Linked DNA regions of Homo sapiens: region 1 is linked to region 2. Evidence: chromatin contacts called from ENCODE Hi-C or POLR2A ChIA-PET data. All regions are on one chromosome and are shown on one strand. The core of a region is the stretch at or near the end of the contact, and the rest is flanking DNA. Distances in the headings are between cores, read along the strand shown.

The links. Hi-C counts contacts between places; a loop is a spot of excess contacts on that map. ChIA-PET counts read pairs that join two places held with the same protein, here RNA polymerase II (POLR2A). Pooled maps may share reads with other maps.
Region 1: a map of posterior vena cava shows a loop between it and region 2 (9-fold over the local background). The contact joins two enhancer-like sites. A Hi-C loop is called at or near these places in 23 of 168 maps with a recorded cell type or tissue (CD14-positive monocyte, IMR-90, OCI-LY7 and 10 more) and 16 of 50 pooled maps. POLR2A ChIA-PET finds 5 or more read pairs at or near these places in 6 of 52 experiments (AG04450, MCF 10A, PC-9 and 3 more).

Annotation. Positions count from the first base shown.
Region 1 is chr15:91,913,882-91,919,227 of GRCh38, forward strand. SLCO3A1 (solute carrier organic anion transporter family member 3A1) reads left to right here. Exons shown (of 10, transcript NM_013272.4): 2 at 2,112-2,577. Among named protein-coding and RNA genes, the nearest start is that of SLCO3A1, 63 kb to the left of the region's middle. Within about 2 kb of position 1,795, at least 2 of the 41 ENCODE cell types and tissues checked have a DNase peak (open chromatin) inside an H3K27ac peak, as active enhancers do.
Region 2 is chr15:91,870,037-91,875,275 of GRCh38, forward strand. All of the region lies in intron 1 of SLCO3A1 (solute carrier organic anion transporter family member 3A1), which reads left to right. Among named protein-coding and RNA genes, the nearest start is that of SLCO3A1, 19 kb to the left of the region's middle. Within about 2 kb of position 2,620, at least 8 of the 41 ENCODE cell types and tissues checked have a DNase peak (open chromatin) inside an H3K27ac peak, as active enhancers do.

The sequences.
Region 1 (5,346 bases), core at 545-3,044, 43 kb after region 2:
CATTTCCATTGCCAGTGTGTTGACGTGGCCTTTTCTTCTCCCCTCTCTCAATATGGCCCAGCTGTCTTCACTGCTGGCCTTCTTCCACCCTCCATTCACCACACCTGGTGTGACCCCTACACTATTAAACCTTTGCTGTTCTCCGGTGTTCACAGATAAATGATAATGATAATGGTTATAGCTGACCCTTCCCTAGCATTTACATGTATGTGTTGTTGACTCTTGACACCAGCTCTATGAGGTAGCACTCTTATCCCCCTTTTACAGATGGGGAAACTAACGCGCAAAGTAACTTGGTCAAGGTCAGCCAGAGTCAGGATGGACCCAGGTGGTCTGGCCCTAGAGCCTCTGTTTTGCTGCCTCTCTCCATGCACTCCTGCCATGTAGGAAGGGAGAGGCTGCTCTGTGCTAACAGACTTTTCATCCATTATTTTTAATCTTCACATCCCTCCTGCTGATTAGATATTATGATTCCTGTTTTGTAGAATCCAGGCTGGGAGAGTTTGAGTAACATGACTGAGGACACAGAGCTAAGGAAATAATAACAGGGGTTCAAACCAGGTTTTCTTCCCTCCATGATCTGTATTGTGTCTACCTAATTGCTCGGGATTGTCTAAATTCACCCCTGTGGCATTTGTGGCTCCTTACAATTTGTCCTCACCCCACCTTTCCAACTATTTTCTTCCTTTTTTTTTTTTTTTTTTTGGAAGCAAGGTCTCGCTCTGTTGCCCAAACTGGAGTGCAGTGGTGTGATCTCAGCTCACTGCAACCGCCGCCTCCAGGGTTCAAGCAATTCTCCTGCCTCAGCCTTCCCTGAGTAGCTGGGATTATAGGTATGCACCACCACGCCTCGCTAAATTGTGTATTTTTAGTAGAGAAGGGGTTTTGCCATGTTGGCCAGGCTGGTCTCGAACTCCTGGCCTCAAGTGACCTGCCCACCTCGGCCTCCCAAAGTGTTGGGATTACAGGTGTGAGCCACTGCTCCCGGCCCCAGCTATTTTCTCTTCCATGATGAAATCATGCCACCTATCTTTGGCTCATGCTGTTCCTTTTGCCTGAAATGTTCTTCCCTACTCAGCGAGGACATCATTCAGCTGTCAGATCTCCCATGACAAGGACTCTTGTCTTGCTCACAGCACCCTGCGTGGAATTTGCACACAGCAGCAGAGGGTAGCCATCTCATTTTCTTACCACTTTAAGAAGCCCTGTAAGAATGCATCTCCTCATGGCCCCCTTGGTGTGAGGTCTGCATCACACATCTCACCTCCAGTCCCTTTGTGTTATTCTTAGGTACATGTTTACCTTCTTGCTAGATGGCTTCTTCAGGCCAGATGTCCTCTCTCCATCACTTTTCTCTTGTGTCTAGGGCATTGCCTGGCAAGCAGCAGATGTTCGGTATATGTTTAACAAACATAGGGCAGACAAGAATACAAAAAAACGGGGGAAATCATAATATTCAGTTGGAGGGTACTTGGCAGGGTCATAGTGCTTAGAACAGTCAGGGGTGTATTTACCTGATGGCCTCTGGGGAAATGTACACTGGAAATTTCCAGACGGAAGCAAAGAGCAAATGATTACCCCGCTGGGCTGATTTAGCTTGTGCATTTTGCCACTTGGGTTTTGTTAAGTTTGTTTTTATTTTGAGGTGGGGGATAGGCTTTGCTAACCTCCTGCGGAAAATCTCCTGGCTCCTCTGTCTTCCTGGCATGGACTTTATCCCTAGTATATATTTGGGAGTGTGTGCAAACCGCGCACTTCAGGACTTTTATAGGTTTTCATGGGCTGTCTGTGGTGGAGGTCTGTGGGGGTGGGGAATGCAGTGTTTCCGGAAGAGGGTAGAAGCTTTCAGGATGGAAACAGGTGCCAGAAAAAACATTGTTGCTACTGGGAAAGTGAATTCGTTAACTGAATTAGGGTTATGATACTAAATAAACGTCTTTCTGATTCGTCAGGTTAAAAGGCATTTACACAGCTGCCTTTTTGCACCTGGCACCGGAGGCCAGGTGGGAGGGTCCCGGGGGGGATGGGCAGAGCGCACTGTCAGGCGGGAAGGAGAGGCTTCCTGGGCATCTTCTTGGATTGGCTCTGACCTTTCTTCTTGCCCCCCTCAGGTGAGCGTCCTGACCACCCTGGAGCGTAGGTTCAACCTGCAGAGCGCTGACGTGGGTGTGATCGCTAGCAGCTTCGAGATCGGGAACCTGGCGCTCATCCTCTTCGTGAGCTACTTCGGGGCACGCGGGCACCGGCCGCGCCTGATCGGCTGCGGCGGCATCGTCATGGCGCTGGGCGCGCTGCTGTCGGCGCTGCCCGAGTTCCTGACCCACCAGTACAAGTACGAGGCGGGCGAGATCCGCTGGGGCGCCGAGGGCCGCGACGTCTGCGCAGCCAACGGCTCGGGCGGCGACGAGGGGCCCGACCCCGACCTCATCTGCCGCAACCGGACGGCTACCAACATGATGTACTTGCTGCTCATTGGGGCCCAGGTGCTCCTGGGCATCGGTGCTACCCCTGTGCAGCCCCTGGGCGTCTCCTACATCGACGACCACGTGCGGAGGAAGGACTCCTCGCTCTATATAGGTAGGAGCTGCCCCAGCCGTATTAGCAAGAGACCAGGGTGTGTTGACCATGGATAAAAGGTGGCCTGGTGGACTTTGATTTTGCCAGAGTACTGGTTCTCAGACTTGGCTGCACACCTAGTGTTCTTGAAAAATACTCATGCCTGGGGGTGCAACCTGGGCATTGAGACGTTTTTAAAAGTTCCCAGGTGATTCTTGTGAGCGGCCGAATTTGAGCTCCACGGGGCTAGACCACTAACACCGCTTCAGTGGGAAAACATGATCGGGAGGAGTTGTATGTTTATCTCTTCTTTTTGAGTGCGTATGTGGACTTTGGGCTTTCTGATATTAGCCACCAAGGTATACTTGGGGTCTACACATTGGAAACTCCAGCTTTGAAGAATCAGAATGATGTCCTGGTCATTGTCCTGTTGCAGCTCAAAAGGAGAGGTGATGGCTTTGCCAGCATTTGGCATCATTCGAAGTTGGTGACTTCCGGTAATTTTTTCAATAATGGAAGTATGCATGGGAATTGGGTATGTAGAGAGAAATAAGGTATTTGTGTTTTGAAAAGTTATTTTTCACGGTCAGAGTTTCTGATGTTTTATACTGGAAGGATGGAAACCACTTGTGCGTGGGGGTTAAGAATCATCTGAGTGGCAAGTTGTTTATTACGTGGCGGGCAGTGTTTTCAGTGGCTGCGGTGGGCTCTGTTGGATGGCAGCGTGCAAGGTGAGGGCTGGCCAGCCCCGCATCTCTATCCCTTGTTTACAAAGTATAATTCTGTCTCCTGCCAGCTGCTGGATTTTTCTGACATCCCCAGTCACTGAGTGCTAAGCTTTGAAAACATTACCTCTACCCAGGGAAGCTTTATGCCTCCCAAAAGCAATGTGCCTTGAGGTAGAAAGTTAATTATATTATGGAGTTTTAAGTGAAAATAGAATTTGAACTGGATTTGACATAAAGGTTCCTATCTGCCAGGCTTCAAGCTTGCTGAGATAGGATGGTTTGGAAGCAGGACACACCGAAATGCAGATTTTTCTCTGTGTCTTTCTGGCCCAGCTTTGGAGTAGACGCGTTTACTGAACACGGATGTTGCACGCGGATGTTCTGGCTGGCTGTGAGCAGGCTCTGGGCAGGAAAGATGGAAGGAATGCGCCTCTCCATTCAGAGGATGGAGCACCAGTGAGCCTAGTCACCAGCTACCTATGGAACAAAGGGGAAGAGAAAACGGCTCAGGCCAGAGATGGTTAGGGGTTTCCATTATTACCTGAGAGTGGTTATGGTGGAGGAAGGGAAACTAAGGTAATCATTTTTCTTTCATTGCCTTAAGTCTTGAGTGAAAGCCGCTCCACGTGAGTTTTTTGCACACCAGATCATGGACTACAGCATGTAGCCACAAAGGTCTCCTGAGGTCCACCCTCTGACTTGACTGATGTCACCCTAGGGCTCTGGGAGAGTTGTTTTCTGGTAGGAATAACAGGAAGTAGATCAATCAGAGCACAGGGAATGAAATGGGGAGTGAAAACCTGAATTGTTGTCTCTGCTGATAGAATCAAGTAGAAAAATTTCTCCCCAGAGTCACCCCTGAAGTCCTAACAGTGCTGTATCACTTCTGCCTGGGGCTTCCAGCCGTAGTCACTGAACCCTCTTCTGGAAGTGTCTCCTGATGAGTTAAGCTGTGCTGTTTCCCCACACTGGGTGAGGGTTGGTTTGAATGTGCCAAAAGCTTTATGGTGAGGAAGCACTTTGGTTTGGGACATGGGGGTGTGGGAGGTGGAGGCGTGGACAGTAGGGCTGATCATTTGAGGCAGAAGGCCTTCTTGAATTCTGAGGCCTTGTCTGTGGGATTTGCATTGAGTCTTTGGTAGGAAGAACTATTCAGCCAAATTTCTATTTGGTCACCCCATTCCTCTGTGATAAGTCTGAGTTGGGGGAGTGTCTCTTTGCATGACATACGAACATCTTGGTGGCTCTGTTACATATGGCCAGATTCCAAAACATCGTAGCCCATGCCATGGAGATGATAGTTCTGGGTTTCTCTGCACTGGTTTACATGGGTTTGTGTTTATCGGGATCAGGAGAGGACAAGTCTTTTGCATAGATTGGCCTCAATAGGGGGCCTTTTATTCCATATGTGGTTTATTCTCCAGGTATAATTTAAGATCATAGCATATGCAGAGTATAACTGGTTCATTTATTTATTGTATGAGCTATAAAAAAAGTGTTTGTGGTAGTGAGAATATTTCAGAGTTTATCTCCTCTAATATGGCACTAGTTCCTGAAGCCACTTAACTTTACTTCACAGTATTTGGGGTAGCCCACTGAACAGGATTGATATAAAATTCTGGCCTCTTAACTCCCTGAAGAGGAGGAAAGTCTCAAGGGACTGATGCTGGGACTGTAGGTGTAACTGTATATCCATCGGGGAGGAATAACATGTGTACCCCTGGTTCCAGCTCCTGCAGAGTTGGTCTAGAGAGGGGCCCACAACCAATTGTCTGGTCATATGCCTAAATCGTGACACTATAGTGGAGATTGAAAGGATTCTAAATATGGCATGTGTAAAACACCAGCTTGTTCTTGAGCTGAGCCTTCCCTTTGGGTGTCAGCAGGGAACAGAATGATCAACATGCACAGCTCAGGCTGCAGATCAGTGGTGATGACACCTGCCCCGGGTCACCCGCATTGTGGGTCACTAGATGGGTGCTGTTTGTACATCGGTGGCCGTGTCGTAGCTTCCACTACAACCCAGGGCAAAGTGAAGCATTCCATCTTGAATCAAGCCGAT
Region 2 (5,239 bases), core at 1,370-3,869:
CGAGTAAGTTGCCAATCCTTCCCTTTGGGGAGGATTGAGTGGGGAAGTTAGAAGAGCAGATGCTTTTTCTCTGTTAATTTCCAGAAGGTGGACGTTCGTCTAGTCTATATCAAGGTATGAATTCTGGGGAAAGGGAAGAAGAATTTCTTGTTATTATTAGGAATATATCATTTTAGAGTTCTTTCTATTCTTATACATGGAAAAATGACTGGCTGAGTAGATATACTTATAAAATGTATGTTCTAAAAATAGCAGTAAGTTTAATTTCACTGAAACTTAACAGAAGACTTCAGTAAAACTGGAAAGAAGTAACTATCTTTTGCTACTAAATGTTGCTGTAGAAGTGTCCAAGGCCAGCCTTATTTTTCCTCCCTTAGAGATAATTTATTATTGCCTATAGGTTAGATATATGAGGAATCTTTTCTTAATATTTGACAGATAATTTAATTCTGATGTATATTACTGCTGTGTGATGTGTGTCATAGTTTTTGGAACTGGATGTGTATTTTCAATCAACAGATGCAATTCTTTATTAGTTTTGGGAGAATTTCTTTGTATTATCTCTTCAAACACTGGGTTCTATGCAGTGAATTCTCTGCTGTAAGGCACCAATTGTCTGTATGTTACATTGTCTTTGAACTCCATAGTTGTCTGTTTTGCTTCGATTACTTGAATCCCTTTTTTTTATCTGCATTCACCATGTTTATTTTTAGCTTTCCTCTAGTCAGAAAATTGATTTTAAACCATCTTTCTTTAGTCCTGTGTAGATTCTGTTTCATATCTTTATTTTCTAGGGTTGGCTTTAGTTTTCAACGTATTTCTTTAGATCTACAATCTTTTTTTTTTCCCTTTTTTAGATGTTGTCTTTGGGTTCTTGATGTATTGAACTCATATTCTTATTAAGTTCTATGGCTCAAAGATCTTTTGGGGGGTATCTTTCTCTGGCTGAGTTACGTTTTCTTTTATTTTGAGTTCTTTGTCTTTGACACCTACTGTTGCTTTCTTGCCTTTCCAGGAGTCTGTGTTTAAAGATAACCATGCCTTGTGGTTTTTCATTTTATTCTTGCTGAAGTAAATCAGGCTATATCTTTCTTTGATTTATTTATTTGAAGGCTATCTTTTTTCTTCTTGCTACCAAGCTGAAGTTTGAAGGCTGGTTTTTTGTTTCTGTTCATGCTTTCTGTAGCCTGAAGACTTATGAAATGTCTTGGGCCAGTTGAGCTGTAGCAGGTCGTATGCTGGGTGCTGAGTAGGCTTGGCTAGATGTGGTCTTGGCAGCTTTCACTTGTGGGATCTTTTGAAGGCCCTTTTAAGTGGGTTCGGTCTTCCTGTGTGGGGGGCACACACTGCACACCCTCTGGCAGTATTCTGTGGCCTCGGGTCAGCCTTGGGTTTCACGTTGGACTCCCAGAGTCTTCATTCCTTGCAGCAGAGATGATCAACACCACGGTTTATGCATCATCTCATCCTTTTCTCCCCAGCAGATGTTTTCTCTCTTCCCTAGTCAGAAGAAGAGAATATAGGGATAACTACTCAGGTGTTTTTTTCTAGATGTGGTGATATTGATGAAAACTCTCAGAATGTTTATTTATTCACTGTTTTGTCTTCCTGAGGGTGTTTGACTCAGGGCTCTGAGCCTTGCCACACTGGATTCTTTTTCCTTTATTTTATTTCCCAGGCACCTTTTGACTTTATGACACTGGGGTGTGCTCATTTTGTTTTTTTTTGGTTTTTTTTTTTTTTTTTTTTGGCTGATAAGTGTTTTATTTCAGGTTTAATTTTTTTTTAATTCAAATTTAGGAAGAGTGAGATTTTATACAGAGGTTTAATTCTACCATTTTAACTGGGAAATGTCTAGCAACATTTGAAAAGATTGTGTAATATTCCATTGTATTCCATTTCCCTATTTCTGTATGGTAGGTTGCTTATGGTTTTGTTTTGCTGATACAAATTCTGGTTGCTCATTTCTTTTCATTGTTTTGCTTTTCAGAATTACAAAATGGGATGATGAGTTCAAGGGATTGGTCACAAAAGATGTGGGGAGTCAAATCCTCTGTGGAAAGGGGAATTGCCTTCGTCGAGGATGTGGTGTGTGCCCGGGAGGACACAAGCAGTCTGATCGAACTCTCACACAAATCCCATGCAGTAGATGTCATTATTTCTCTTTTCCGTATAAGGAAATAGGGCTCACTTCTAGAAGTTAAAGAATGTGCTGGATGGGCACGGTGGCTCACGCCTGTAATCCCAGCACTTTGGGAAGCCAGTGCGGGCAGATCACGAGGTCAGGAGTTCGAGACCAGCCTGGCCAACGTGGTGAAACCCCTTCTCTACTAAAAATACAAAAAAATAGCCGGGCATGGTGGCAGTTGCCTGTAATCCCAGCTACTCGGCGGGCTGAGGTAGGAGAATCACTTGAACCCGGGAGGCGGATAGGTTGCAGTGAGCCGAGACCATGCCACCGCACTCCAGCCAGGGCAACAAAATGAGACTCCGTCTCAAAAAAAAAAAGAAAAGAAAAAAGAAGAAAGAAAGAACGTGCCCAAGCCCAAGTTGGCACAGCTAGTGTTTGATCTTGAGTCTCTTGGTTCCAGCTCTAAATTCCCTTCTCTTTGATCACACCACGCCTTGAAAAAATTCGCAGCTGAATGCTTCAGTGTCTTGAGTGTGTTGATATTATTTTAACATGTTACCACCTGTGAGAGAACACTGTTCTCACTCTCTCTTTTAAACTGAGGGAAAAGGTAATGAACATTGAACATGACTTTACTGGGACCAGAGAATAACTTCACCAGGGCCAGAGAATCTGTTCTCTGTTCCCTTCCTCCCCTTTAGGGCATGGTGGCGTCTGTAAGTGACAAGAGTGCTCTGAAAAAGACCTGTTATACATTCCAGGGCTGGTCACAGGGCCCCTGCTCCTGGCATGCAGCTACCTGCGTGCTCAGCACTCACCTGCGTTCCTGATTTGAACAGCCAGCCACTCAAACACATGGGCCATTATGTAATATTTCTGCCATAACAATTCCCACAAAATTACAGAGTGTTCTGTGTCAGTGTGAACAGACACTCTAATTAGTGTTTACTTGTTCAACAAGCGATCATTTTTCAAAATTTTAGTGCAAAATTACATTTACCTTATTCAAAAAGTATTCCACAGCGCTGAGTAACATGTTGATGTTTGCCAAAAGATGCTGATGGGAGAGCCATCTATTTACTGTGGGTGTCAGTTTTCTCCTCGAAAACAAAAGTGAGTACCATGCCATCTTACATGTGTGGAGTGTTCAGCCAGTTTCAGTGTTGTGGGATTATGTCATTTCAGACTGACAGCAACCCTGGGACATCTGTGGGGCAATTTTGCCCCACTTTTGTTTTTAATTCTATTATGACGAAACAAAAAAGTAGAAATTATAGTACAGTGGACACCCATGTACTCACCACCTAGGACTGACTAGTTGTTAAGATTTGACACATTTGCTTCATATATACAGCTACATTCATACACACACACACACACACACACACACACACACACATACATACATACATACTTTATTTCAGGACCATTTTAAAGTAAATTATAGAAATGATGACACTTCACACCTAAATACTTCAGTATACCTCTTCATAAACTATGGTCATTTCCCTATAAAACTGCAACCCTACTATCACTCCTAACAAAATTAAGTAGTCCCTAATTTCAATTAATACTTCCTACATATCAGATTTCTCCAAAATGTTCCCAAAATATCTCTATCGCAATTGCCATTTCTAGCTCTATACCTAGCTTTCTCTGGAACTATTTATTTGTTTATAAACAGCCACAAACCAATTCAAGATCATACATTTCATTTGTTCTATGATTTTGTGTCATTTCCTTTGTTTTTTTTCTTTATTGTGGAAAATTACACATAAAATTTACCATCTTAATCATTTTGAAGTGTACAGTGAACTCAGTGGTGTAGTAGTCCCCCTTGCTCTTGGGGGATATGTTCCAAGACCCCTGATATGGATGCCTGGAACCTTGGATAGTACTAAATGCTATATATGATATGGTTTTTCCTATATGTATATACCTATGATAAAGTTTAATTTATAAATTAGGCACAGTAAGATTAACAACAATAATAATTCAACATAATTATAACAATATGCTGTAATAAAAGTTATGTGAATGTGGTCTCTCTCAATACATCTTACTGTTGCTCACTATTTTCTGACTGTAGTTGACCTCAGGTAACTGAAAACTTGGAAGTGAAACTCTGGATAAGCGGGGACTCCTACATTAAGTATATTCACAACGTTGTGCAACTATCACCACCATCTACCTCTGGAACTCTTCTTCCCAGAGGGAAACTCCATACCCATTAAAGATCACTGCCCACTCCCCTTCCCCCAGCCCTGGCCACCACTGTTCACTTCCTATCTCTATGATTCTGACTACCCTAGGGCCTCATATACAGTGTTTGTCCTTTTGCAACGGGCTTGTTTCAGTCAGCATAATGTCCTCACAGGTCATCCAAGTTGGGGGCTGGGTCAGAATTTCCTTCCTTTTTAGGCTGAATTTTCCATAGTATGTATAGACCACGTTTTGCTTATCCAGTCGTCTGTCGATGGACACTTCCGTTGCTTCCACATGTTGGCTATTGTGAATAATGCCGCTCCGATCATCGCTGTAGAGCTTTCATCTGGAATAATTTCCCCACTTTTTCCCCACTAGGTTAACTTTTTGAAGGGGTTGGGTCAGTTGTCATTCCACAGAACATCTTCTGTAATGTTTCGTATTCTGAATGTATCTGATTATTTCCTCGTGGTTTCATTTAACTTGTCTCTTTTCTCTGTATTTCCTGTGCAATGGAAGTTAGCTTTTGCTTGACTAGATTTAAGTTTTGCTTGATTAGAGGAGATAATTGGTGAGGAATTCTTTCAAGTACATTGTATTAAAACACCTGGTTGACCCCTGCTCATGGTGCTAAGGCTGACCATGAGGTTGAGATGGGTGGTTACATCCACACCACTCCACATGAAACAGACATTTGCCGCCTTGAAGTTGGCAGACAGTCTGTGTTGGTGCCCTTTTAATAGATGAGTCAGTTGCTGAAATTCTGAGTAGGCTCTGACTTGGTTACCAGTGATCTCTACCATTTACTGAGCATCCGCTGTGTGTACCTGACACATGTCATCTCATTTAGTCCTTTAGGGGCGGCAGTGTTGTCCCACATTGTAGCTCATTGTAGGAGATCCT